5 separate regions of the Homo sapiens genome follow, and regions 1, 2, 3 and 4 are each linked to region 5. Evidence: chromatin loops called from intact Hi-C (ENCODE). Cell type or tissue: heart right ventricle. All regions are shown on one strand. Region 1 has its middle 27 kb from the start of SLC35G1. Region 2 overlaps PLCE1 (phospholipase C epsilon 1). Region 3 overlaps TBC1D12 (TBC1 domain family member 12). Region 4 overlaps PLCE1 (phospholipase C epsilon 1). Region 5 overlaps PLCE1 (phospholipase C epsilon 1).

The links. Peaks named below come from ENCODE experiments on the same cell type or tissue, not always from the same donor. Only the 100,000 strongest peaks of a DNase experiment are listed, where the experiment ranks them.
Region 1: a loop joins it to region 5, with 2.2 times the contacts of the local background. A loop is called at or near these places in 24 of 110 quality-filtered maps.
Region 2: it touches region 5 in a loop (4-fold over the local background); 19 of 110 quality-filtered maps call a loop at or near these places.
Region 3: a loop joins it to region 5, with 4 times the contacts of the local background. A loop is called at or near these places in 9 of 110 quality-filtered maps.
Region 4: a loop joins it to region 5, with 5 times the contacts of the local background. A loop is called at or near these places in 5 of 110 quality-filtered maps.

Annotation. Positions count from the first base shown.
Region 1 is chr10:93,918,808-93,923,807 of GRCh38, forward strand. No RefSeq gene overlaps it. Among named protein-coding and RNA genes, the nearest start is that of SLC35G1, 27 kb to the left of the region's middle. In heart right ventricle, a CTCF peak has its summit at 2,701 (motif pointing left); no DNase peak of the experiment used is centred here.
Region 2 is chr10:94,223,681-94,228,680 of GRCh38, forward strand. PLCE1 (phospholipase C epsilon 1) reads left to right here. Exons shown (of 33, transcript NM_016341.4): 5 at 3,626-3,771. Among named protein-coding and RNA genes, the nearest start is that of PLCE1-AS1, 61 kb to the right of the region's middle. In heart right ventricle, a CTCF peak has its summit at 2,118; a DNase peak (open chromatin) is centred at 461; H3K27ac peaks cover 2,851 bases.
Region 3 is chr10:94,442,438-94,447,437 of GRCh38, forward strand. All of the region lies in intron 2 of TBC1D12 (TBC1 domain family member 12), which reads left to right. Among named protein-coding and RNA genes, the nearest start is that of TBC1D12, 42 kb to the left of the region's middle. In heart right ventricle, a CTCF peak has its summit at 2,072 (motif pointing left); a DNase peak (open chromatin) is centred at 2,064.
Region 4 is chr10:94,272,354-94,277,353 of GRCh38, forward strand. PLCE1 (phospholipase C epsilon 1) reads left to right here. Exons shown (of 33, transcript NM_016341.4): 19 at 1,209-1,367. Among named protein-coding and RNA genes, the nearest start is that of PLCE1-AS1, 12 kb to the right of the region's middle. In heart right ventricle, no CTCF peak of the experiment used is centred here; a DNase peak (open chromatin) is centred at 2,258; H3K27ac peaks cover 3,978 bases.
Region 5 is chr10:94,073,533-94,078,532 of GRCh38, forward strand. The region is part of intron 2 of PLCE1 (phospholipase C epsilon 1); the gene reads left to right. Among named protein-coding and RNA genes, the nearest start is that of PLCE1-AS2, 33 kb to the right of the region's middle. In heart right ventricle, a CTCF peak has its summit at 3,008 (motif pointing right); no DNase peak of the experiment used is centred here; H3K4me3 peaks cover 379 bases; H3K27ac peaks cover 2,698 bases.

The sequences.
Region 1 (5,000 bases), 150 kb before region 5:
TATCTCTAAATCAAGGGCTTAGTAACAAAGTCCACAACTAGTATAATATTTTTTCAGAGTGGCTGTCAAAAACTGTACAAATTCATTAGTAAAGCCCTACACAAGGGGGAAAACGCCCCCAAACAGGAAAAATAAATGGCTAATAAATATATGAAAAAATCAACTTTACTGTAAATAAAGATAAATTAATGGAGCAGTGAGTTCTTTTCACTTTAAGTCAGAGTTTGGGGTTTGTTTTTATAAAAATAACACTTGATATTGGCAAGAGGGTTCAAATTGCCAGACAGCATTGTGGTTGGGAATGTTAAGTTGGTAAAAATTTTTTGAAAAATTTGCAATACATATCATACCCTGTGGCCCAGTAACTATTTCTAGAAGATTTTTCCTAAGGGAAAAAACCCCTGAAACACAGAAACAAATATTTACATAAAGACATTCCCTTTTATAATTTATAATAATAAAAATACAAATAACTATTCCATTTGAGTATATTAGGTTTAAAAAAGCTACCTTCATAGATTAGAATATTATGCATCTTTTCACAAGTATCTTTATAAAGACAGAAGTAAAGGGAAATCCAAAGGAATAGAAATCGTTCTATCATAAAGACATGCACACATATGTTCATTGCAGCACTATTCACAGCAAAGACATGGAATCAGCCTAAATGCCCATCAATAGTGGACTGTGTCAGGAAAATGTGCTACATATACACCATGGAATACTATACAGCTATAAAAAAACAAGATCATGTCCTTTGCAGGAACATGAATGGAGCTTGAGCTCGTTATCCTTAGCAAACTAACACAGGAAGAGAAAACCAAATACCACACGTTCTCACTTATAAGTGGGAGCTAAATGTTGAGAACACATGGACACATAGAGGAGGAACAGTGGACACTGGAGCCTTCCAGAGGGTAGAGGGTAGGAGAAGGGAAAGGATCAGGAAAAATAACTAATGGGTACTAGGCTTAACACCTGTGTGATGAAATAATCTGTACAACAAACTCCCAAGACACAGGTTTACCTATATAACAAATCTGCACATGTACCCCTGAACTTAAAAGTTTTTTGTTTTTGTTTTTGTTTTGTTTTGTTTTGTTTTGTGATGGAGTCTCGCTCTGTCACCCAGGCTGGAGTGCAGTGGCACCATCTCAGCTCACTGCAACCTCTGCCCCCCGGGTTCAAGCGATTCTCCTGCCTCATTCTCCCGAGTAGCTGGGATTACAAGTGCCCACCATGATGTCCGGCTAATTTTTTTGTATTTTTGGTAGAGACGGGGTTTCACCATGTTGGCCAAGCTGGTCTTGAACTCATGACCTCAGGTGATCTGCCCACCTCAGCCTCCCAAAGGGCTGGGATTACAGGTGTGAGCCACCACACCCGGCCCCAAATACAAGTTCTTTTTACAAAGCTTACCAAATGGAGCCACAAAAAAAGAAGTAAAGAGAAATCGTCATGTTATGATATTAAGTGGAAAAAGCAGGAGAATAAATATATAAATAATATAAAGTATATATCTACATATATATAATACATGTCCTCACCTCTAAGATGACTAAATGATCTCTGAGGTCCCAAGCATGATTTTATAAAGTGAAGAGAGCAGTTAGATATCTTATCAGTGTATTGTCATCACATGTTATCAATGTCTGGAATCTATAAAATGATGCCAGTGACACTTGGTACTAGTATGAGGTCAGATTCCCTAGGAGAGCCCCAGACAGAGGTTGAGGTGTGTGTGATTTACTGGGCATATGCTCTTCAGGAAAAGCTCATGAGGAAAACAGACCAGGGAGGGGGAAAGAGGCAAGCAAGGATGCACTTTTTTAAATTTATGTATGTATTGAGACGGGGTCTCACTTTGTCACCCAGGCTGGAGTGCAGTAGCACAATCTCAGCTCACTGCAACCTCTGCCTTCAGGGCTCAAGCAATCCTCCCACCTCAGCCTCCTAAGTAGCTGCCACCACACCAGGCTACTTTTTAAATTTTTTGTAGAGATGGGGTTTTGCCATGTTGCCCAGGTCAGTCTCGAATTCCTGAGCTCAGGTGATCCACCCTCATGGGCCTCCCAAAGTGCTGGGATTACAGGCTTGAGCCACTGCACCTGGCAGAGGATGTGCTTTCAGGAGCATAAATCACACCACTGCATTGTAGGTGGGTCTTATACCCAGAGCAATTCTTGGGGATGGGGAATCTGTGAGCCATTAACAGCCAGGTTCAGTGGCCTTAATTTCTAAATTTTGTTCTCCTGGGTAAAATAAGGTGCCTGAATTAAATCAATGAAGGATCCTTCACGTGGGCCTGGGAATCTCCAGGAATTATATTTAAAATTCAGCTTTCCATGCAGTTTTCTGGGATTCAGGTGCATAACTTTTGTCAGATTCTTTGAGGACAGGGTGACTTCAAGCTTCCTTCCACCCCAGCACTTTGAATAGGAGTGTGAGAAGAGACTTAGGTCAGAGGAGGAAGCTAAGCACTGAATTCTTAGTTCTAGTTTTAGAAACATAATCGACCAGAACAGGGATTCTTTGGTCTCACCTTATCCCAACCCCCATTCAAATTTAGGAAAATTAAAGGCAGTCTCCCAGAACCCACTCAGACCCACTCGCTTTCACAGCCACATCTTTTCAGCTCCGCCACCTCCCGGTGAGGGGGGTGTTATCCTCGTTTTACAGAGGGGAAACTGAGGTGCCAGTGATGTGACTCATTCAGAATCCCACAGCACCCCCTTGTGGTGTGGAGCTATGGTCAAGACTTGCTGTGGAAACCAGTGGCTTGCGTTTCTTGATTTTTTTTTCTTTTTTTGAGACAGGTTCTCACTCTGTCACCCAGGCTGGAGTGGAGGGGCTTGATCTCAGCTCACTGCAGTGTCAACTTCCCAAGCTCAGGTGATCCTCCCATCTCGGCTTCCCGAGTAGTTAGGACCACAGGAGCATGACACCAGCCCAGCTAATTTTTGTATTTTTTGTAGAGATAGGGTCTCACCATGTTGGCCAGGTTGGTCTCGAACTCCTGGGCTCAAGCGATCCATCTGCCTCATCTTCCCAAAATGCTGGAATTACAGGCGTGAGCCACCATGCCTGGAGAAATATTTTTGTTTTAAAAAATACTGTATTTATCTTTCAAAGGTGATACTTTAAAAATTCAACAAGCGAGAAAGTAAAGAAAAGGGAATCCTTCTACACTGTTGGTGGAAACGTAAATTGGTGTAGCCACAGTGGAAAACAGTTTGGAAGTTTCTTGAAAAATTAAAAATATAATATGATTAAAAAATCCCACTTCTGGGCATATATCCAAAGGAATCAAAATCAGTATACTGAAGAGATATCTTCACTCCTGTGTTCACTGCGGCATTATTCACAATAGCCAAGACGTGCAAGCAACCTAAATTTCCAAAGGACAAATGGATAAAGAAAATGTGGTGTATATATACATACAGTGGAATATTATTTAGACTTAAAAGAGAAAGAATCTTGCCATTTGCGACAACATGAATGAACCTGGAGCACATTATGCTAAGTGAAATAAGCCTAACACAGAAGGACAAATACTACATGATACCAATTATATGAGGTATCAGGTATAGTCAAACTCGTAGAATCAGAAAGTAGAATGGTGGTTGCCAGGGCCATATGGCAAAGGAAGATGGGGAACTATTGGTCAAAGGGCACAAAAAATTTCAGTTATGCAACATGAATAGGTCCTAGACATCTGTACAACATAGTGCCTAGAGTTAATAATATTGCATTTTATACTTAAAAATTTGCTAAGATGGTAGATCAATGTCAAGTGTTCTTAACACAAATTATAATGAGGGTGGGAGGAAACTTTTGGAGGTAATTGATATGTTTATGGCATAGATTGTGGAAATGGTTTCATGGATGTATACTTATCTCCAAACTCATCAAGCTGTATGCATTAAATATGTACAGATTTAAAATAAATAAGTAAAGTTGCAGCAACAGTCAGAGAAGATTTTCCAAGGACTGCAATCACATTGCTCTCAGAACATATTTTCAAAGCAAGAATCTGTATAGGACATTGACATCTGGATTTCTGATGCATTTCTTGTATCTTAAATCAGGGATTGCATCATTAATAAACTTCCATATAGTTAAAAAATTAGCAACACAGAAATGTAAAATATAAATGGAAGGCTCAATTCCCCTGACCTTTAAGTAGTAGAGTGGATTCTTCTTTTATTTTTCTCCTCTTTTTTTTCCCATTTTTTTAGAGACGAGCTCTCCTTCTGTAGTCCAGAGTGGACTGCAGTAGTATGAACTTACTGCAGCGTTGAACTCCTGGGCTCAAGCTATCCTCCTGCCTCAGCATCCTAAGTACCTGGGACTACACATGTACACCACCATGCCTAGCTGGATTCTCTTTTCGATAGATACATATAGATTTGTTTGTTTAATTGATTGATTAATTTTTACAAAATGGAATCATATGGTACATTCTGTCCCGAAACTTCTGTCCCACTAGACAGTATATCACGAAAATTTTTCATGTCAGAAGATAAAGACATACCTCATTCATTTGAAAACAATAGTAAAAACAACATGTATATATATTTCAGACCATCAATATGTTAATTTAAACGGCCAGATTAAATCATATTGGTAAACAATGTGGAGTGAAACTTCTGCCATCTTAGAGCAATTATTCGAACTTCCTGTAAACTGATTATGAAGGTTGTAGTTCTAAACTATTCAAAAAATTCAGGAACTTTTCAGGACCACTCACAACAAATTGTTAAAATAAGCATGCTCTCACAGCCCCGGGGGCTGCCCTGCAGGAAATGTTGGATAATGTTCAGGTCCATCTGCTTTGTGCAGGTGCTCATGACATCGTAATGACAAACTGTACAATAGCAAGAGAACATACAAGCTGCTTTGCCATGATTATATTATATTATATATAATTTTAGCTCTTATAATTTTGGTGTCCTGCCTGTCTGACCCCTTATACTTATAAGAGAGTTTTTATAAAGTTT
Region 2 (5,000 bases), 150 kb after region 5:
TCTGGGAGAGGTGCTTAAAGAATTGGGCTGGGGGCCAGATTCTCTCCTCATTCTGTGCTTACTATTGAAATAAGCAAAATAATCTGCTACCATTAACACCTTTCTGCTCTAGTAGCACTCCCTATGCCTAAACCATAGTACTTTATATTTATATGATTTTTTTGTTTTTCTGTGTGATTGCACAGAAATTCTTTCTGGATTGGCAACACATCCCATTTTCCACTTAGTAAATGTGACCACCTTTTATGCTTTGGTCAACATTTTGACATTTGTCACTGAATCTTCATTTCCTTTTTGTGTCATTTATTATTTTATAACTAGCGGTGGCCCTCTCACCATTTAATGCTTATAAAATTATGAATACATCAGACCATAATAAGAATTGTCCGTGAGGCTTGTAAACAGATGTTGGGGTGTGTGTGCGTGTGTGTGTGTGTGTGTGGTGTGTCTGTGTGTGTGTTTATGATAACAGTGCTTACATAATCTCAACAACCAGGGCCCTGGGGACTCACACTCGGCAATGGAACAGTTGGTTTAAATTAGGTTTCCATGTGAAATATGGTATCGCTGTTTTTTTCCTAGCATTGTGGGAAAGTATATGGAAAATGATTTGACTGATAGGAAATAAATCTGGATGAGTGATCAGGATTGTGACACAAACCAAGTGGTGGTCTCCACCTGCCCTGTGAAGCAGACCTCTCCAGGGGGAGGTGAGTTAACCCTTTCCAGCCACTGGACTAGTAAGTCAATGCATGGTATCAGAACAGCCTGAAAGAATGACAACTTTCCAGAGACCCTGATTTGCCATCAATTTCAACTAGAAAGGAGCTAAAGCCATAGAGACAATATAGCCAGAGGCCTCAACAACTAATGAGTTGGGTGGCTTTGAGAAACTGTTTTTTTACTTTTCAGGATCTCATTTTTATTTGTGAGAAGTGTTTGAATTTCCAACTCAAAGAGTCAGTAGGGTTATGATGCTAAGTGTTTGCTGATGGTTTCCCATTTTAGGATAGGGCTCATCAAAAGCCAGTCAGACTAAAGGAAGAATTAGATGGATGCACCAATGACTCAGTCTCTGTTAGCAAAATAATTTCTTGCTCTAGTGAGCCAGGGTTTCACAAAGGTGACTTTTAACCAAGGAATCAAGTGAGAGGACAGGCATGGAGACTGTGAGCAAGGGGTTACTCATAGCTGCAGGAGACGGGTCAGCACTAGGAATCCCAGACAGTTCCTGGGATGATGTGGACCAGGGTTTGTCCCAAGGGTCTGATTCCAGACCTGTTCTCCTGATGCCACCTGAGGGCCCAGTGAAGTCCAGTACAGATGGAGGGCAGAGGCACATGCTGGGAGCCCACTAGGCTCAGGACTGAGCTTGAGGGTGGCAGGTAGCCCAGCACGTTTTGCTTCAGTCTGTTTCAGAAGGGAAGAGGAAGATTATTAATTACTCCAGTGCCTCTGGCTCATACCAGAGAATAGACCTGTTTTATCACTAAAACTCCCTGTTGCTCTGATTTTCCTGTTTGTTTCTATGTAGGGATAGGAAAGAGGTGTGAGCAACCATTCATTTTGTTTTTTTCATCTCTTTAGTCATATTTTGGACTCTTCTCAGTATTTTCTCCTTTTATTCCTGCTCTGCCTTCACATATGCAGCTCAAAACTGAGTGCTTAGGAGGACCTACCCAGAGCCAAGTCTGAAAAAACTCACCTTTCGGCTGGGTGCGGTGGCTCACGCCCGTAATCCCAGCACTTTGGGAGGCCGAGGTGGGTGGATCACTTGAGGTCAGGAGTTCAAGACCAGCCTGGCCAACATGGTGAAACCCATCTCTACTAAAAATACAAAAATTAGCCGGGCGAGGTGGCAGGCCTTGTAATCCCAGTTACTCGAGGTTGCAGTGAGCCAAGATCATACCATTGCACTCCAGCCTGGGCAACGAAGCAAGATTCTGTCTAAAAAAGGAAGAAAGAAAGAAAGAAACTGTCAACTTTCACCAGATGAAAGAGCACTGGGCTGGGAGTCCTACTTTTGACATCAACAAGAATTGTGACCTTGAAAAGTCACTTCTCCCATGAGCCATAGATTCTCGATCTGGAAAAATGGGGTTGCACTGCCCTCTGTGGTTGCTGCCAGCACTCAATGCCATTAATTCTTATCATTTTATCCACTTACAGGCAGTATGCCATTGACCTTGAGCTCTTATTTCCTGCAGTTGTCATGGGTCACCATAAACTCTGTGTTCCGGCCTCTCTAACTTAGTCCAGAGAAAAGTGTTGCTGTCCAGGCTTCAGCACTGATGCTGAACCAAGCGGAGCTTGTAGGGCCATGTGAGGTCAAGACCAAGACTTTGGTCTGTTGACAACCAAGCTTATCAACCCAGATGCTAGTCAGGATAGAGAAGGTAACTTAGGTGGACACCAGCATCTAAGCACCAAAGTAAAGGTGGCAGCAAAATAATCATAGAGCAGAAGCAGATGATTTAGAGGCTGCATATCATAAGGGGAGGGTGTAGACATGGATTATTTTTAAATATTGTCCTCCAGTCTGTGTAGCAGGAAAAACGAATCACATTAGAATAACTTTAAGCCCAGAACTGAAGAACATTAGAGTTTGTGTAAACACATCAGGCATTTTGTGAGTGGTTGATAATGCAACCTCTGGAGAAGACACCCTAAGTTCAAACCTAGGCTTTGCTACCTTCAACGTGGTTGAAGACCTTACACACATCCCTGAGGACAGTAACAGTCCCTGACTCTTAGAATTGTTGTGAGAGATAAATGAGGTAATATAGGTAAAGTGCTTAGAATGGCTCCTGGCACATAATAAGTGCTCTATAAATATTTGTTCATAATATTTTGTCATTTGAGGGGCATAATAGATAAAGCATTTGTAAAAGATTGTTTAAAAATGTTTTTATTTTTCCTTTGATATTATGTATTTTAATACTTAGTAAATGTCTTTAACTGATGGGTTAAGTACATTTCATTTTAATGTCCATCAGTCAAATATCTTTCAATCAAAATTATCCTTAGGCCTTATTTTCTTATAGTCAAAAGAAATTTTTTCAATCAAAGGATTTTATGAATTGCCTTTTTCAGCCTTCTTGTTTTAAAGAAAATAAAGAGAGAGTTATAAGAGATTAAGGACCTATAGGTCTTTTTTTTTTTTTTTTTTTTTTTTTTGAGACAGAGCCTTGCTCTGTCACCCAGGCTGCAGTGCAGTGGTACAATCTCGGCTCGCTGCAACCTCTGCCTCTCGCTGCTCGCTGCAACCTTCAACCTTGAAGCTGAGGCAGGGTTCAAGCGATTCTCCTGCCTCAGCTTCCCAAGTAGTTGGAATTATAGGCGCCTGCCACCATGCCCAGCTAATTTTTGTATTTTTAGTAGAAACGGGCTTTCACCACGCTGGCCAGGCTGGTCTCAAACTCCTGACCTCAGGTGATTCGCCCACCTCAGCCTCCCAAAGTGCTGGGATTACAGGCGTGAACCACCACGCCCAGCCAGGACCTACAGGTCTTTCATTTCCTAATACCAAATTGATATTTTTAGAAAAACAAAGAATGCTTTTGGAAAAAAAAATTGCCAAGCTTCTAGGACATAATTCCCGTGAATGTCTCTGTGTGTTTTCCAGGTGAGCTCCTGGGTGACATGGCTGATCCTCACGGCAGGCTCCATGGAGGAGAAGCGAGAAGTCTTTTCATATTTGGTGCATGTGGCCAAATGCTGCTGGAACATGGGCAACTACAACGCTGTCATGGAGTTCTTGGCTGGCCTCAGGTATAGTCAGTGGGGAATATGGTTATCTTGGCACAATCGCTTCTCATCACCTGAATGGCACTGAATTAATTGTCCAGGGACTCACCTTTACCCAAGCCAGGTAACTGGAAATGATTAACTTGGGAAATGTATTATCTTCTTTCAGCACCAAAGGCCCTGTCCCTCAAAGATGCTGCAGAATTCAGCCCCTGTGGGCCAGTCACAATCCTACTTCACTGGGTCTGCTGTGATCCTGTGTTCTTTGCCAAGCCAAGTGAAATTACTTGGTTGCATAACCCGATCAACCCCACCACTGACTATTCCCCTTCCTGTCCTGTAAACCCCACTGTTATCTGTCTCTTTTCAGGCCTGCCTTATGTAGTGTTCCAGGGCTATATGCTATAGACCACCAACTGCCCTTAGTAATAACAGTGGCTAGCATTGACAATAGGCCTCCAATAATGTAAGCTCTCATTATTAACAAACACTATATGTCAAGTATGAGCTATGCACATTCCCTATATTGTATGTTTTAATTCTCAAAACAGGTTTATCAGGTAGATACTATTCTTATTCCCACATTATACAAAAGAGGAAGCTAAGGCTAAGAGAAATTAAGTCATTCACCCAAGGTCACCTGGCATTGCTGGGAATACAGGCAACCTTGGTTTCGGAGCCCATGAGCTTGACCACTATGATATCCTGTTCTTATGCTTTTTCCATCAAGCTAATAACAAAATCACCATTCTGTTCATCAGGTTGCCTGCTTTATCCCCTTTTAGCCTCAGCTACCTGGCATAAAGTAACTGTTCTTACTCCTGTGGGAGGCAGCATGGTATGTGAGGAAGAAGAGCATGAGTTCTTAAGTTAGAATCAAATTAGGAATCAAATCCTTATCCAGGAATCAAATCCTGATTCCCCCAAGGAATACCTGTGTGATCCAGGCAAGCTACTTGACTTCATTGAGCCTCAGTTACTTTGTCTGCAAAATGGGGATAATACTAAAAAGCACCTACATCTTTAGGTAGAATTCAGTGAAATAATATAGTATTTGACACATGTGCGTGGCGTATAGTAAGGCCTCATAAAGAGAAGCTATTGATATTGTTATTGCTTCCTGAGATTCACCATCCTCATGAGGGTTCTCACTATAAAGGAATGTTAGTTCATAACATTACTGAGATTTTTCTTTGATTCTCCAGGTCCCTAGGTAGGGATTCTGGGTTAGGGGAGGAGATGAAAACTCCCAG
Region 3 (5,000 bases), 370 kb after region 5:
TTGAACTCCTTCCTTTGTCACTTTTCTGGTGTCCTCTCTAAACCAAGGACTTTGTAAATGAGAAGAGTTGGTACACAATCTGTTTCTAGTAATTTAGAAGCTATTTCTTCTGATATCTCTGTTAACATCTGTATTCTTGAGTTCTTAAGACTTTCTGATCTTATTTGACTTCTGAACTTTGGCTCTTCAGTACTAGATAAGTGAGAATGGAAAGCAGTGAGACTGGATCAATCTGCAGTGTTTTAAAGTTCAGAGAAGTTATTGCTCAGAAGAAGACATATAGTACATTTCCTATTTTTATCCTTCCCAATTGTAGTTTACCAAATTTAACACAGCTAGCATTTATAAAAACAATCACATGAAGGCAATAATCATCATTCAAATTGGAAAAGATATCTTCCTTTAAAGATTTAATAGTGTTCCTTTTATTGCTCAGAAGAAAAACTGGTTTTCCAAGTAATATGAGAAAATAATTTTAGATCTTTAAAAACATTATTGTAGTTAATTCTTTTTTTCTTCTTTTTGCATTTGAATAAAAGGTTTATTTTTTTCCTCAGGAAAAACAAAGTTAGGGACACACACTATGCTTTTAGAACCCATATTCTTTTGTAGTTGGTCCTAACCCTTCCTGGCACAGCTGTCAAAAGCACTAGCTGTTTAACCAGAACCAAGATGTTCACCCCCATAGAATGTACATGCACGGCACTAGAGGACTGCATGTTTGTCCCTGAGAGAAGCATAAGACAAACAGAAGTTGCTGAGATTGCCGTCTTTCTAAGCAGCCCCTCCCTTTCCCTTTTGAAGGATTTGCCTGAACTATGTAGCTAGTCAGTAGTTAGACCATGTGCCTCCTCCTCTCCCTGTAAACTAACTTAATTTCTTTTTTCAAGAGACTTGGTATTGCTATGTTGCCCAGGCTGTCTTCAAACTCCTGGGCTTAAATGATGATGCTCCTGCCTCAGCTTCCTGAGAAGCTGGGACTACAGGTATGTGCCACCACACCTGGCTTGTAGTTAATTTTCTTTACAAGTGATGAAAATAGTGAATAGTTTATCTATTGGTACTTAAAACTGTGTGCTGTGATCCCCAAGCCATGTGCTCAGACACTCTGGTGTGCTGCACTTAACACACTGGGGTACTGTGGGATATTTAAATTTTTTGAGGCAAACAGTGATATTCCACATCAGTTGGATATGGTGGAGACTGGTAATTAGAAGCAGTACACAGTTCCAACATTAAGTGCTACTACATACTTTTCTGTGGCATCATATCTTTGTGAATCTGTTTTTTCTGAGGTTGCTGTGATAAAAACCAGATACTGTAAAAAAGTCAGCGTGGGACTGGAAATGAGGGTTATGTCTAATCTGATTTTAAGGTTTGAGAAATTGTATACAATGCACAAAGCCACACATGCCCAAATTGGTAATTAATTGCGGTTATTTAAGAATGAGGCCGAGTATAGTGGCTCACGCCTGTAATCCCAGAACTTTGGAAGGCAGAAGCAGGCAAATCACTTGAGGTCAGGAGTTCAAGAGCAGCTTGGCCAACATGGTGAAACCCTGTCTCTACCAAAAATACAAAAAATTAGCCAGGCATGGTGGTGCATGCTTATAGTCCCAGCTACTTGGGGGATGAGACAGGAGAATCGCTTGAACCTGGAAGGTGGAGGTTGCAGTGAGCCAAGATCATGCCACTGCACTTCAGCCTGGGTGACAGAGCAAGACTCCATCTCAAGAAAAAAAAAAAAAAAGAATGAAAGAAAACATATTTCTTTTTTCAATTTATGTGTATTTTTTTTTTTTAGCAGTTACTAAGTGTTAGGAAATATATCCTTATTAAATTGTTTGGACATAGCTACTTATTAAACAGAATCATTAGGTATTTCTTTTGGCTTAAGAGTTACTGTGAAAAAAATCAGAGACACTAAAGGCATTGACCAAGAAAGGTTGGGAACCTCTGCTATTGTGACATCTTAAGTTTTAGCTCCTTTTTTTTTCTTTTGGTAAAGTCTGAAAGTAACGTCTCTCGTCTAGAATGTTTCAGAAGACCAAGTTCGCCCTCTAGAGGCAAAACGGTGGTCTTGCTACTGAAGGTTTATACAGGTATTTTTGATTTTTATGGTAGTTTAAATATGCATGCACATACATTTTTATATCTTTATATAAACTAATGTTCTATGATATTTTCTTACCATAAGTCTCTGAATAAATTACTGGTTGGATAATTATCTTTGCTGATACGCTGTATACCTTTAATCTGCTATTTTCATTTCGGAAAGCCAAGACCTCACATTCTCTTTTTTTTTTTTTTTTGAGACGGAGTCTTGCTCTGTCGCCCAGGCTGCAGTGCAGTGGCACGATCTCGGCTCACTGCAATCTCCGCCACCCGAGTTCACGCCGTTCTCCTGCCTCAGCCTCCCAAGTAGCTGGGACTACAGGCGCCCGCCGCCACGCCTGGCTAATTTTTTTGTATTTTTAGTAGAGACGGGGTTTCACCGTGTTAGCCAGGATGGTCTCAATCTCCTGACCTCGTGATCCGCCCGCCTCAGCCTCCCAAAGTGCTGGGATTACAGGCGTGAGCCACCGCGCCCGGCCCCTCACATTCCCTTTTTTATATATGTGGTATAAAAACTTGATGAGTGGGCCGGGAGCGGTGGCTCAAGCCTGTAATCCCAGCACTTTGGGAGGCTGTGGCGGGCAGATCACGAGGTCAGGAGATTGAGACCATCCTGACCAACATGGTGAAACCCCGTCTCTACTAAAAATATAAAAATTAGCTGGGCGTGGTAGCACGTGCCTGTAGTCCCAGCTACTTGGGAGGCTGAGGCAGGAGAGTCACTTGAACCCGGGAGGCGGAGGTTGCAGTGAGCCGACGTTGTGCCACTGCACTCCAGCCTGGCAAAAGAGCGAGAATACGTCTCAAAAAACAGCAACAACAGCAATAGAACTTCATGAGTGGTCAGGAAAAGAACAGCTCTTTTTCATTTGAGAAGAAGGGGTAGAGTTGAAATGTAGTTGCTGCCTCTGCCTCTGCGGCCCCTTCTCTGATCCTTTAACTGACGATTATTTCTCTGCGCCACTTATTTTAGTTTTCGAACTTTCCAGCTATGTCACAGCTATTAGTATATGTTTTAGTGCCCTTTTTGTGGTTATGTTTGTTCTCTGGGAGGCATTATGTATAGTCAAGTCATTTTTCTTCTGACCTTTTTCCATCTTCAAAATATGTATCAGCTGGGTGCGGTGGCTCACACCTTTAATTCTAGCACTTTGGGAGGCTGAGGCTGGTGTGTCACCTGAGGTCAGGAGTTCGAGACCCGTCTGGCCAACATGGTGAAACCTGGTCTCTACTAAAAATACAAAAATTAGCTAGGTGTGGTGGCAGGTGCCTATAATTCCAGCTGCTCGGAAGGCTGAGGCAGGAGAATCACTTGAGCCTGGGAGGCAGAGGTCGTAGTGAGCCAAGGTCGTGCCCTTGCACTCCAGCCTGGGTGACAAGATTAAAACTGTCTCAAAAAAAAAAAAAAGTATTACTTTTACCATGTGATGGAACATGTTTCTACCTCTTGCTTTCTACTATCTCTGCTTCAATGTGTGTCCTCTACTCCCTATTTGTCTAATTTTGCTGTCCTCTTCCCTGCAATTCTCATTTTTCAAAGTGGGCATGATTTTCTTTTTATAGTAATGGTAAATTTACAATTTTATGTCTCTGTTTTAACTTAGAAACATTTTTTCATAGCACTGATTTTTGAATTCTCTAGAAGATTATGAATATAAAACTGTATCTGAGTTCCTTTACCATGTATGCTTTCAGATAGATGTTATTACGTTTGGAATCAGAAACCGAAAGTGAATATAGTATCAGTAAAGCCATGAAGAATGTTAGGACACTTCTGTCATGTTTTGGGATAGGTTCTTAAGCTGTTAAGGCTTTAGGAAATGAAGAGGTAGCTGGTAATTTAGGTGTGAAAAACTGCTTGGAGAAATGATGCCTCACTTGCTTTTTGAATGGTAAAGCAGTAAGATTTATTAGGAGATTAGAGTAGTAGTATTTCATTGGCTAATAACTTTTTAAAGCAGGTCTTCAGAAAGAAGTTGTTGATTCTTTTAAAACATTTTTTGAAAAAAAATTTTTTTTTGGAATGTGGGGCTCACTATGTTGCCCAGGCTGGCCTCAAACTCCTGGGCTCAAGCAATCTTCCCGTCTTAGCCTCCTGAGTACAGGGCACTACAGGCGCACACCACTGTGTCCTGCAGAGTTGCCATATTTTTAAATATGTTATTAAACCAAACATTTCTTTAATGGAAAGACATCTGTAAGATTACACACTAAGTAAAGAAGAAAAGATTTAATTTACAAAGTTTTTGCTGGGTGCGGTGGCTCACATCTACAATCCCAGCACTTTGGGAGGCTGAGGCAGGTGGATCACTTGAGGTCAGGAGTTCCAGACTAGCCTGGCCAACCACATTTCTACTAAAAACACAAAAGAATTAATGGCCATAGTGGTGCTTACCTGTAATCTCATCTACTTGGGAGGCTGAGGCAGAAGAATCACTTGAACCTGGGAGGTAGAGGTTGCAGTGAGCCGAGGTCGTGCCACTGCACTCTAGCCTGAGCTGTTTCAAAAAAAAAAAAAAAAAAACCTTTTTTATGTATTATTAGTGACACAAATAACACATGATTATATTCTCTTTATAAAATATAAAACATAGAATGATATATCTCAGTTCACTTTCCTTTCACATTTTTAGGCCTTTTAAAATTCATTTTTTTGTGTGGAAAAAACACGTAATTATTTTTACATGTATATATTTTGCATATGTGGAATTATATGTTTTTTTCTATTTCAAGAATGAAATGTCACCATATTTAATTATATAGATGTGTATATATATACACACACACACATCTATATACAATTTAACTTTACATGTTTTGTACCTGTATCTTTTCAGAGATATTTGGGTTCATAAGTGAAAGAATCTGTTAAATATTTTAAAACT
Region 4 (5,000 bases), 200 kb after region 5:
CTCTGCAACAAGAAAAATATGGCTCTTTTTGCCTGACCCTGCAGGCGGTCACACCTTATGGTTGTCTTCCCTTGTTCCCTAAAATCGCTGTTATTCTGTTCATTTTCAAGGTGCACTGATTTCATATTGTCCAAACACACATGTTTTACAATCAATTTGTACAATAGTGGTCCTGAGGTGACGTACATTTTCAGCTTACAAAGATAACAGGATTAAGAGATTGAAGTAAAGACAGGCATAAGAAATTAAAAAGTATGAATTTTGGGAACGATAAACGTCCGTGAAATCTTCACAATTTATGTTCCTCTGCCACGGCTCCAGCTGGTCCCTCCGTTCGGGATCCCTGACTTCCCACAACAATAATGCACCCAGATTTAGAAGCAGATATTCCATTATACTTCCCCCTTCCTTTAATGGTAGAGGCATTTGTGGAAATGAGGCTCTCAGTGGGAAAGAGGGGCACTGACAAAATGTCCCCAAATATTAATGCCAACAAAACTAATTAACTTTTCATATTGTCCTGGCCTAAGCTTTGATTTTTTTTTTCAATTAAAAAATAACTCAAGGCCAGGCCCAGTGGCTCACACCTGTAATCCTAGCACTTTGGGAGGCTGAGGCGGGTGGATCGCTTGAGCTCAGGAGTTCGAGACCAGCCTGGGCAACAATGGAGTTGATATAAGCATTGTGTCTGCTTTCCCTCCACCCACCTCCTTGACAGACACACATTCTGCTTTGGAGATCCATGCTCAAAATCTTTGTGAGAATTGTGTCTGTGGTTCTTTACACTATGTGGACGCAAATTCTACCTATGTCTTTGTCCCTGCTCCCTACCCCCTCCAAAGTTTTATCCTTTTGACTTGACTTCATCTGAAACTAACCTTATTCTACAAACAACAGCCTCTAACTGATTCTCTGTTTTCTTATTTAATACATCAGACCACAGAATATTTTCCTAAATAGTTAGAACTGACACCAGCTGCAGAGTGGCCTCGACCTCTCCTCCTGTCCTTCTAAACACCTCCCTTCCTTTCAGTAAGAAACTGTGAAGGGGGCAGGAGCAGGGGACAGCTTCTTTCCTAGTTCCTCTTCCTAAGACTTTTTAAATAATTCAACCAGTCTAAAATATCTACTATGTTTATGAAGTGTACATATATTTATCAATTATAGATAAAAGGCATTGATTGTATGTTTTCCTTCATTCTTTTTAGACTGTGTTTGGAGAAAAGCTGGTGACTAAATTCTTATTTGAGACTGATTTCTCAGATGATCCAATGCTTCCTTCACCTGACCAACTCAGAAAGAAAGTTCTTCTTAAAAACAAGAAGCTAAAAGCCCATCAGACGCCAGTGGATATCTTAAAGCAAAAGGTACTCCCCTCTGTTAAACCAGTTATGAAAAGGCAGTGTGCCTAGAACAAAGAAAAATAACATCATTCTAACCTTTCAGATGACCTGCTGGTTTACTAGTTTTTCAAGACTGACTTTCCTTAAATGATAAGTTTGATTTTGGGCTTTTCATTCCATAGACCAATAAATTCTCTCATCTCACTCACCCAAGATTTAATTTGTGGAATAGTTCCCACATAGAATATACCTCCGTTATTTAATTTATTCTGAGTGGGATGAAGTGTGACTGTTGTGTCTGAAACTGAGCTTAGGGGGTTGTTCATCCCATAATGGCTGCTATAGTCCCCTTTAGGGAGAGTCCCCTTAGGGGAGCCCTTGGCATGGGGCCTGTAGTAGAAGCCCAAAAGCCATAGCCCTGTGATCCCAGCGTATCACTAGTTTATGCTGCTTGGGCCCAGATCCGGACAACAGAGATCTGGGCCCAAGCACGACAAACCCACCTGTGTAGGAGACCCTCGGCTCAAAGGTCTGTGAAAAAGTTCAGGTACAGAACACTGAGTCCATTTTCCAGTCTGCACCTACTTATCCCACAGGATGACAGCTGACAAAACTATTTGTCCTACTTAGGAGGGCACTGTTGGTCCTAAAACATCACTTTGGAAACTAGCCAGCTACAGACTTGCTCTCAGGCTGGCTCAAAGAGTACAGGCACACAGATGCTAAACATACAGAAACCAGTTTCTTTACAAACATCCGAACCTGCATATTCCCTTGAAGTGTTTGTGTCCTCTGAAGGTAATACATTACCCAATTTGAAGATCACCCATGATTCTGGGCCAAAAGTTGCAAAATCAGCCACTTTCAGGGGCTAAGCAGGAAACATCAGTGTGAGGAGCCAGCTGGATACAGGACAGCTGGAAGTGGTGAGGACAGGAGTGGAGTGTGCACGCCGTGTCAAAGAACAGCTCTAATTCAATTATTTTTAAACACTGCACCAGCCAAACAAGTCAGGTCTGGAGGTGCAGTCAGCCCCAAGGGCCACCAGTTGGAGACCTCCAGTAGGTCTACCTTTATCCAGATCTGCACTTCCAAATCTGCTCCAGGTGACCTTGCTTTTGCTTGGGTTTCAGAGGCCATGGCACCTATGCTGATGGGCCTTGTTACAAAGTTATTTAAATGTTAGCATGTATACTCTACCTTGCCTTCCTCAAATGCCACATCAGTGACTGACCACCCAGTGTGGTGCTTTTTCTTCTAGAGCCCTGTTCATCTGTGCTGTTTTCTTTATCCAACAATTCCTGCCCAGTCCTCACTGCCAAGCAGATAAAGCTGCTAACCACACATACCACTGTGGTCTTCAAGATAAATGATAAATGTGAATGTCCTTGCCTTTTCCATTCTGTGCACAGTCATTTGCAGTTACTTATAAGGCCTTCATTCCACTAATGAACAGAAGTCTTTTTTATGTTGAGCCCAAATCTTCCTTCCTTTTCCTCCTTCTCATTGGCCCTCCCTCTTCCCTCTGCAGCTGTACAGACTAATTTTATATTTAGAAAGCTATCATGTGTTTCCCCACCAGCTTTTCTTCTCCAAGCTAAAAATTCTTGTTGTGCCAACTGTTCCTGACAGGATATGGTTGCTAAGACTCTTTACTTACCATTAAGAATATCGTAGATATTCTTAAATTTGTGGATATTCTTGAATTCGTCAATCTGAAAATGTGATTTCCAGAACTAAATCAGTATTCTAGGTAGTATATTACAGCACAAGAACAGTGAAACCATCACCTCCCCTAATTTGAACTTTAAACCTTTGTTAATACAGCCTCAGACTGTCTGCTTTTCAAAAATTCTTGGCCAGCCGCTGTGGCTCACGCCTGTAATCCCAGCACTTTGGGAGGCCGAGGCAGGTCGATTGCTTGAATCTAGGAGTTCAAGACAAGCCTGGGCAACATATCAAATCCCCATCTCTACACAAAATATAAAAATTAGCTGGGCATGGTGGCATGTGCCTGTATTCCCAGCTACTGGAGAGGCTGAGGCAGGAGGATCACCTGAGCCTGGGAGGCCAAGGCTGCAATGAGCCATGTTGTGCCACTGCATACCAGTCTGGGCCATAGAGTAAGACCCTGACTCAAAAAAAAAAAAAATTCTTTAGCACACACTGAGCTCATGTTGAGCTTGTAGAAAACAAAAAGCATTCAGTTATTTTCATATAGACTGTTCTTATGCCCAGCGTTCCCATTTTTCCAGATTAACAATGAATTTTAACCTTTTGTATATGGGAGCCTCACATTTATCTCTATTTCTGCTCTTCTTGGTTTTGGTATATTATTACGTCCTACAAAGTTCTTTGTGAATTTTGTTTCTGTCATCTGGTACATTTATTAGCAGTTTCTCAAACTGTGTCTTCATCCCAAGTTGCCCTTGAGTCAGCCAGCCACATGGAGAGGCCTGTGCCCTTCTTAAATAAGCCCCCTGGCATTTGATGATTATTGCCCCCGTCTGGTGCTCTCCTCTCTTGTAGCCTGCATTTCCCAGAGTGTGCTTCGACTTCTTTATTGATTTCTTTATTTATAAAATAGAAAACTGAAACCTGGCCACTTGTGTGACTTTCTCAAGGCCACCCAGCTCATAGCAATAGAGCTTAGTCTCAGACTTGGGTCTTTAGAGAAGCCCTTTTCAAAGGTGATACAGAAGTCAGAGTACATTAATAAGAATAATCGCTGGAGCACTTTGAAAAACAGATTCTAAGGTCACAAATCTGACTGACTAAGTCAGAATTTCCAGAAGAAAGGCCTGGTCATCTGTTTATATAAAAATAATTCCTTAAGTCACCATGGTGTCTGCGTAAAAAATAATAACAATAATAATTCTTATTATCCTGGAAGTTTGAGAAACACTATTTATCTGCTGTTTTTCCCATAAAGTGAATTATCTTATCCAAAACAGCTAAGGAGGTCACTGTGTGGTAAACTTGTTCTTAGTAGATCCACTCTAACTCTTGCAAATCACCTCTTTATTTTCTAAGTTCTCACAAACCAAGTGATTAATACCCCATCATGAAATTTTGTCAGCTATCACCTTGACACTGCCCACAGTATAATTTCCACAACTTACTTGTTCCTTATTTTGGAAAAATGGGACAATATAATCCCTATTGCCAGTTTTCTAAGACTGCTTGCAACCTTTCATGATGACTTCCCAAGGGGTACCAGCAATGATTCCACAGTCACATCCGTAAGGCCTTTCTGTTTTCTGGTAGATCATGGGTCTAGACCTAGTGATGATCTGACCTCAAATAAACCAGGTGATCCAGAGCTCCAGTGGGCTCAGACCTACCCGCTAACATAGAAGGCCGGAGTCATTTCCCATACAAAGAACTCACCCTCAGCAAGGATGGATTGACTCAGAGCAGGATTTCTGAAGCCCTCCACCTGCCTCTGGCTTGTACTGAGATGCATCCTGAGGTCTCCTAACTATACCCCACCAGGATCCTCCAGGATTCTGACATTCCTCTCCTGAATTTGAACCCAAAAAACTCAGTTCACCTTAAATGACAGACACTGCGGCTAGGTACTGGGGAAACAGAGAAGTGTAAGACATTGCTCCTGCTTAGCCCTATGAGGGCCAGTCTCCTCATCTGACCCATACC
Region 5 (5,000 bases):
AGTATGGAGAAGACAGCATTTTATGATTCAATAAATAGAAGCCAATCGATCAATTTAGTTCATTTCCTCTTCCCTTCCACTTTAGGGTTTTAAGTCAGGAATGGCAATACTGGGCACATGTGCTACCTCCAGCCCACTGCACCCATGGCAGATGCTACTAATCATGACACTTGTTTTTCATGAATTTGTTACCAAAACACCAGAGGTTTGGTTTAGGTCCTACTGCTCCCCACACAGAATGCCAATCACCAAGTCAGCAAGCATTGCCAGGGAAGAAGGCTTTAATCGGTGCTGCAACCAAGGAGATGGGAGATGAGGTTTCAAATCCAGCTCCTGGACTGACAAAAATTAGGGTGTTTATATAGCACAGAAGGCGGGAAAACAGGAATTAGGGAATTAATCATGATCAATGAGGGATTTGATATCTCACTGTCTGGTTGTGGTGATCTATTGAGTTTCAGTCCCTTGTCTGAGGGTCAGTTCCTGAGGAAGGCACTCAGTTAAGACAAATACAAGTTTCAAGTGTTAAGATGGAGGGCCAATTTTTATGTTTATTCAGTGACCCATAAATATCATTTCTATGGGAAAACTGGGTCAGTTTCAAGTTCAGACAGGGCCTAAAATTTTTTTCATAATGTATCATACCAAGCAGTTCTTTTTTTTTTTTTTTTTTTTCTTGTAGACAGAGTCTCCCTCTGTAGCCAGGCTGGAGTGCAGTGGCTCAAACATGGATCACTGCAGCTTCGAACTCCTGAGCTCAAGTGATACTCCCAACATCAGCCTCCTGAGTAGCTGGGACCACAGATGTACACCACCACACCTGGCTAATTTCTATTTTTCATTTTTATTTTTTGTAGAGACAGGGTCTCCCTATGTTGCCCAGGCTGGTCTCAAACTCCTGAGCTCAAGCTATCCTCCAAAGTGGTTGGACCATAGGTGTGAGCCATAACACAGGGCCCATCCCAAACAGTTCTACCAGTTGATCAGAGTTGGCATGCAATGTGAAATCCATTTTCTATTCATGTCCTGAGTTTAGTAAATCTGGTGATTTTTATCTCTAAATGGAACTGCTTTATGAGTATCTTTATTAAGTCCAAAATGTAAACAGCCATTTAGAACAACATTAATATAATTACTCAAATGCTTTACGATACTATCTTGCCAGAACATAGATTTCATAGTGATAAACCAAAACCCACTTAACTAATGCTTAAATATATTTCCTTTTAAAAGGTGTCATTGGTCTAGTTACTAATGATATTAATTGCTTTATTTCCTCAGATCCCAATTTTGCATTGATCCATTTTCCAGGGCTTAGTATTGATTTTTTAAAGAATAACTTGTATAATATTAAGTGAGACAGCCATATCAATCAATTATAGTCCTCTCCTCAACTGGACAATTTATGCCTTGTAAATGTGGGTCTACACATAATGTTTTCTACAATGTCAGTAGGATTTCAAGTGCCTGGGGTTCTGTTCTTGTCTTTGTGGATTCCTTTCTCTGCCTGCCTTCTTCCCCTTCTCTTCTTGGCCTAATTATTATCTTTCAAGAACTAACACAGGAATTATCTTTCTGTGAGATCTTTCTGGAATCCCCACATTCACCATCACAATTAGTTTCTCTCTCCTCTCGGTTCTGTAGTGCTTTGTTTTTGCACCTTTAGCAGAATGGCTAGTTAGTCAGGGATGTGCCCATGTCCCCAGCTAGACTGGGAGCTCCTTGAGGGCAGCACGTGCCTTGTCACCTTCTTCTCCCCTCCATCTAATACGAAGTAGGTGGCAGATGCATCCTTTCCAAATGATTGACATCAATAAGACATTGAAAAAATATTGGGCTAGTAGAATTTTAATTTTGTTTGAACATGTTAATGTCCATGTTGGTTTACTTGAGAACACATAATTGGTGTAAAATTAGGTGACAAATTTGTAAATGTGGATTTAGGGAGTCATTCACATTGAAAGATTGAATTCTACTGCTGACTTCTACTGACTAAACTGCTGGCATTCTGTTCTTTACAGTAAAAGTGACATTGGGTGAAAGCATTGGTATCGGTGTCTAGCTGTTTTGAGCTGAGGCTACCTTTGTTTGAATGAAGGGAATATTTGGATCATCTGACTGGAAATATGTATGTCATGAGACAAGTATGCTGGCACTTCTGTTATGACAACAGATGATATCCTCTTCCTGAGTGAACTGGGAAAGGCAGGGAGTTTGGGGAGACCTGCAGCATGACCTGGGTCACATTCAGAATGCGTTCTGCTGTTCAGAGTTTCCTTGCTCTTGAGTATCACCCTTTGCCTCAGTTTTTCAGATGGAAAATGGGTGGAAGTCAGTGGAATTATTGTGTAATAAAAACAGCTAATGCTTATTTCCTATGCATCAAGTACCATGCTGAATACATGAGTTCATTTAATCCTGACAACAGCCCTGTGAGGTGTTACCATTAGGATGCCTACTTTACAGGAGAGGAAATGGCACCTTGGAGAGGTTAAGTGATGTGCTCAAGGCCAAATCCTAGTCAATGGAAAAGTCTGAGACCCAAATTCAAGTCTTTTTGACCATTGGCCCTGTGTGTGTGTTTGTGTGTGTGTGCGTGCGTGTGTGTGTGTGTGTGTGTGTTACCTCCATGCTAAGCTGCTTCTGCGGTAGCTCTAGAGAGCCTCATAAAAGAGCTAAATAAATAAAAGGGGTACGGGATATCCTTATTAGAGAGAAGAGTGTTTAGTAGGAGGTTATTATCTGTTTTCTTGAGAGAATTCCTGGCTTAGAGTAAAGACAGATGTTATAAAAACTGTACCCTGGTTGATTTGATTGACACCTCAAGATGTTTTGAATCTAGTTACACTTACATTACTGTCAGGTGATTTCTGAGATGTTGCTTTGTTGCAGTACAAGTTCAGAGGACAAAGGTCTTCCAGGGTTGGAGGGGTCAGTGTGAATGGAGCATTGGAGGTTGTGCCGCCTTTTCTGAGCTGTGCATGGTTGTCTTTTTTCCTACCAGTAGGTGGAAATAGAACTGAATCTTTCAGCACTTGCTCTTTCAGCTGAATCCTGGCAGGATTCCTTTAATTTCTGCCATGAAGGAAAAAAATAAAAAACCTCAGGAGAATTTTGGAGTGTACAGTTGGAGGACTGTTATTCTGCAGACTGGAATACTTCCAGTCTGATGGTCAGATAATGATTTCAGCCTCCTAGAAGGCCAGGGTGCTGGAAGCAGCTGCTGGCAGCCGTGGGTGTCCCATGAGCTCTGCTGGACACCCACCTTGAGGGGGGCTTTTCCTATCCTGACCACACATCCTTTTACAAGACTCCTCCCGTCCCACCCGTTTAAACCTTTGTCTTTACTGTGAAGTTGTGTATCATGTTTATTTTCAGAAACTGCATTTCTGAAATTAAAATCTACCAAGCTGAAACAGCACATAAGTGGATAAAGTACAAGAGGAAAGCCTCCCACCCACAGTTCCCTCACTTTCTCATTGTATTAACTGTTTTTTGCATACCTATCCAGACTTTTTCTATAACATAAACAATTATATATCTCATCGAAATAAAACAGGCATTATGTAACAAGTGTTGTTCTTTGCTTTGTGCACTTATGAGTGTATCAGGGCTGCCTATGAATGTGATTCGCTCTGGTGTTTCCCAGTTGGGGGCAGTTTGGCCCCCGAGGTGACACTTGGCAATGTCTGGAGACATTTTCAGTTGTCAACAACTGGGGTGACGGGATGCTACTGGCATCTAATGGGTAGTGGCCAGAGATGTTGCTAAATATTCTACAAGGCACAGGACAGCACCTCACAAAGCATTATCCAGCCCCTAATATTTAGTACTGAGGTTGAGAAACCCTTTGCTAGGTAACCTCATTCTTTGCAATGGTGCACTGAATTCTATAGTGTGAATTTCTCATCCTATGTTAATGTTTTCCTACTGGCAGTCACTTAAGGTTGTTTCCAACTCATCTCACCTGTAATCCCAGACCTTTGGGAGGCCAAGGTGAGAGAATCGCTTAAGGCTAGCAGTTTGAGACCAGTCCAGGCAACATAGTGAGACCCCAAGTCTGCCAAAAAAATATAAATAAATAAATTAGCCGGGCATGATGGCATGCATCTGTAGTACTAGCTACTCCGGAGGCTGAGGCGGGAGGATCACTTGAGCCCAGGAGTCAAGGCTACAGTGAACTATGATTGTGCCACTGCACTCCAGCCTGGGTGACAGAGCAAGACACTGTTTCAAAAAAACAAACAAACAAAAAAACAGTGTTGGAATAAATATTGGTTTACATCTTTGTGCACTTTGAGATTTTGTTTCTGCGAGATAAAGATACAAAATTAAAATATCTGAGGATAGGGACTTTATTTTAAAAGTAAAAAGTACTCTTTTACACCCAGAATCCCTAATTTGCTGTTCCAAAAAGCAAAAGACCTAAAAACAAAGTTTAAAAATTCACAGCAAACACAGGATTTGGTGGCAAAACCTTAGTTGAACTTGTGTGAGGCTAGTCTTTATTTATTACATTTAATGTGAATATTTAGACATCTGTTGCAGAAATCTTTATTTGATTATGGGTTACTGTCTCAGTCTCTGATGATGTAGTTACATAATATGGCACCTTATTGACTTTTTAAAAATATCTGAATTGAATTCTAAAGCTCTTTCAGCTTTTTGGCAAACATTGCCATCTGATAGATTTGTTTGCATTAGAATGGCAGCCTCGGGAATTTAATATTATAGTGATGTGCAGCATTTAGTCCTTAATAATTCTTATATGTTGAAATGAGCAGGTTGTGGTGACTTCAGTGATTTTGTTTTCAGCATCTATAACCCCCTTTTAAAGGTGATTTTAGTCCTATGAAGAAAAATTGCATGTTTTCAGGTCGCAATTCTTGCCTTGTGCTTTTCCGTACAAATTAGCCCCTCAGAAAACATGAAGCATGGTCTTGAAAATCACTTTTTGCTCATTTTTTTTTTTTGAGACAGAGTCTCGCTCTGTCACCTAG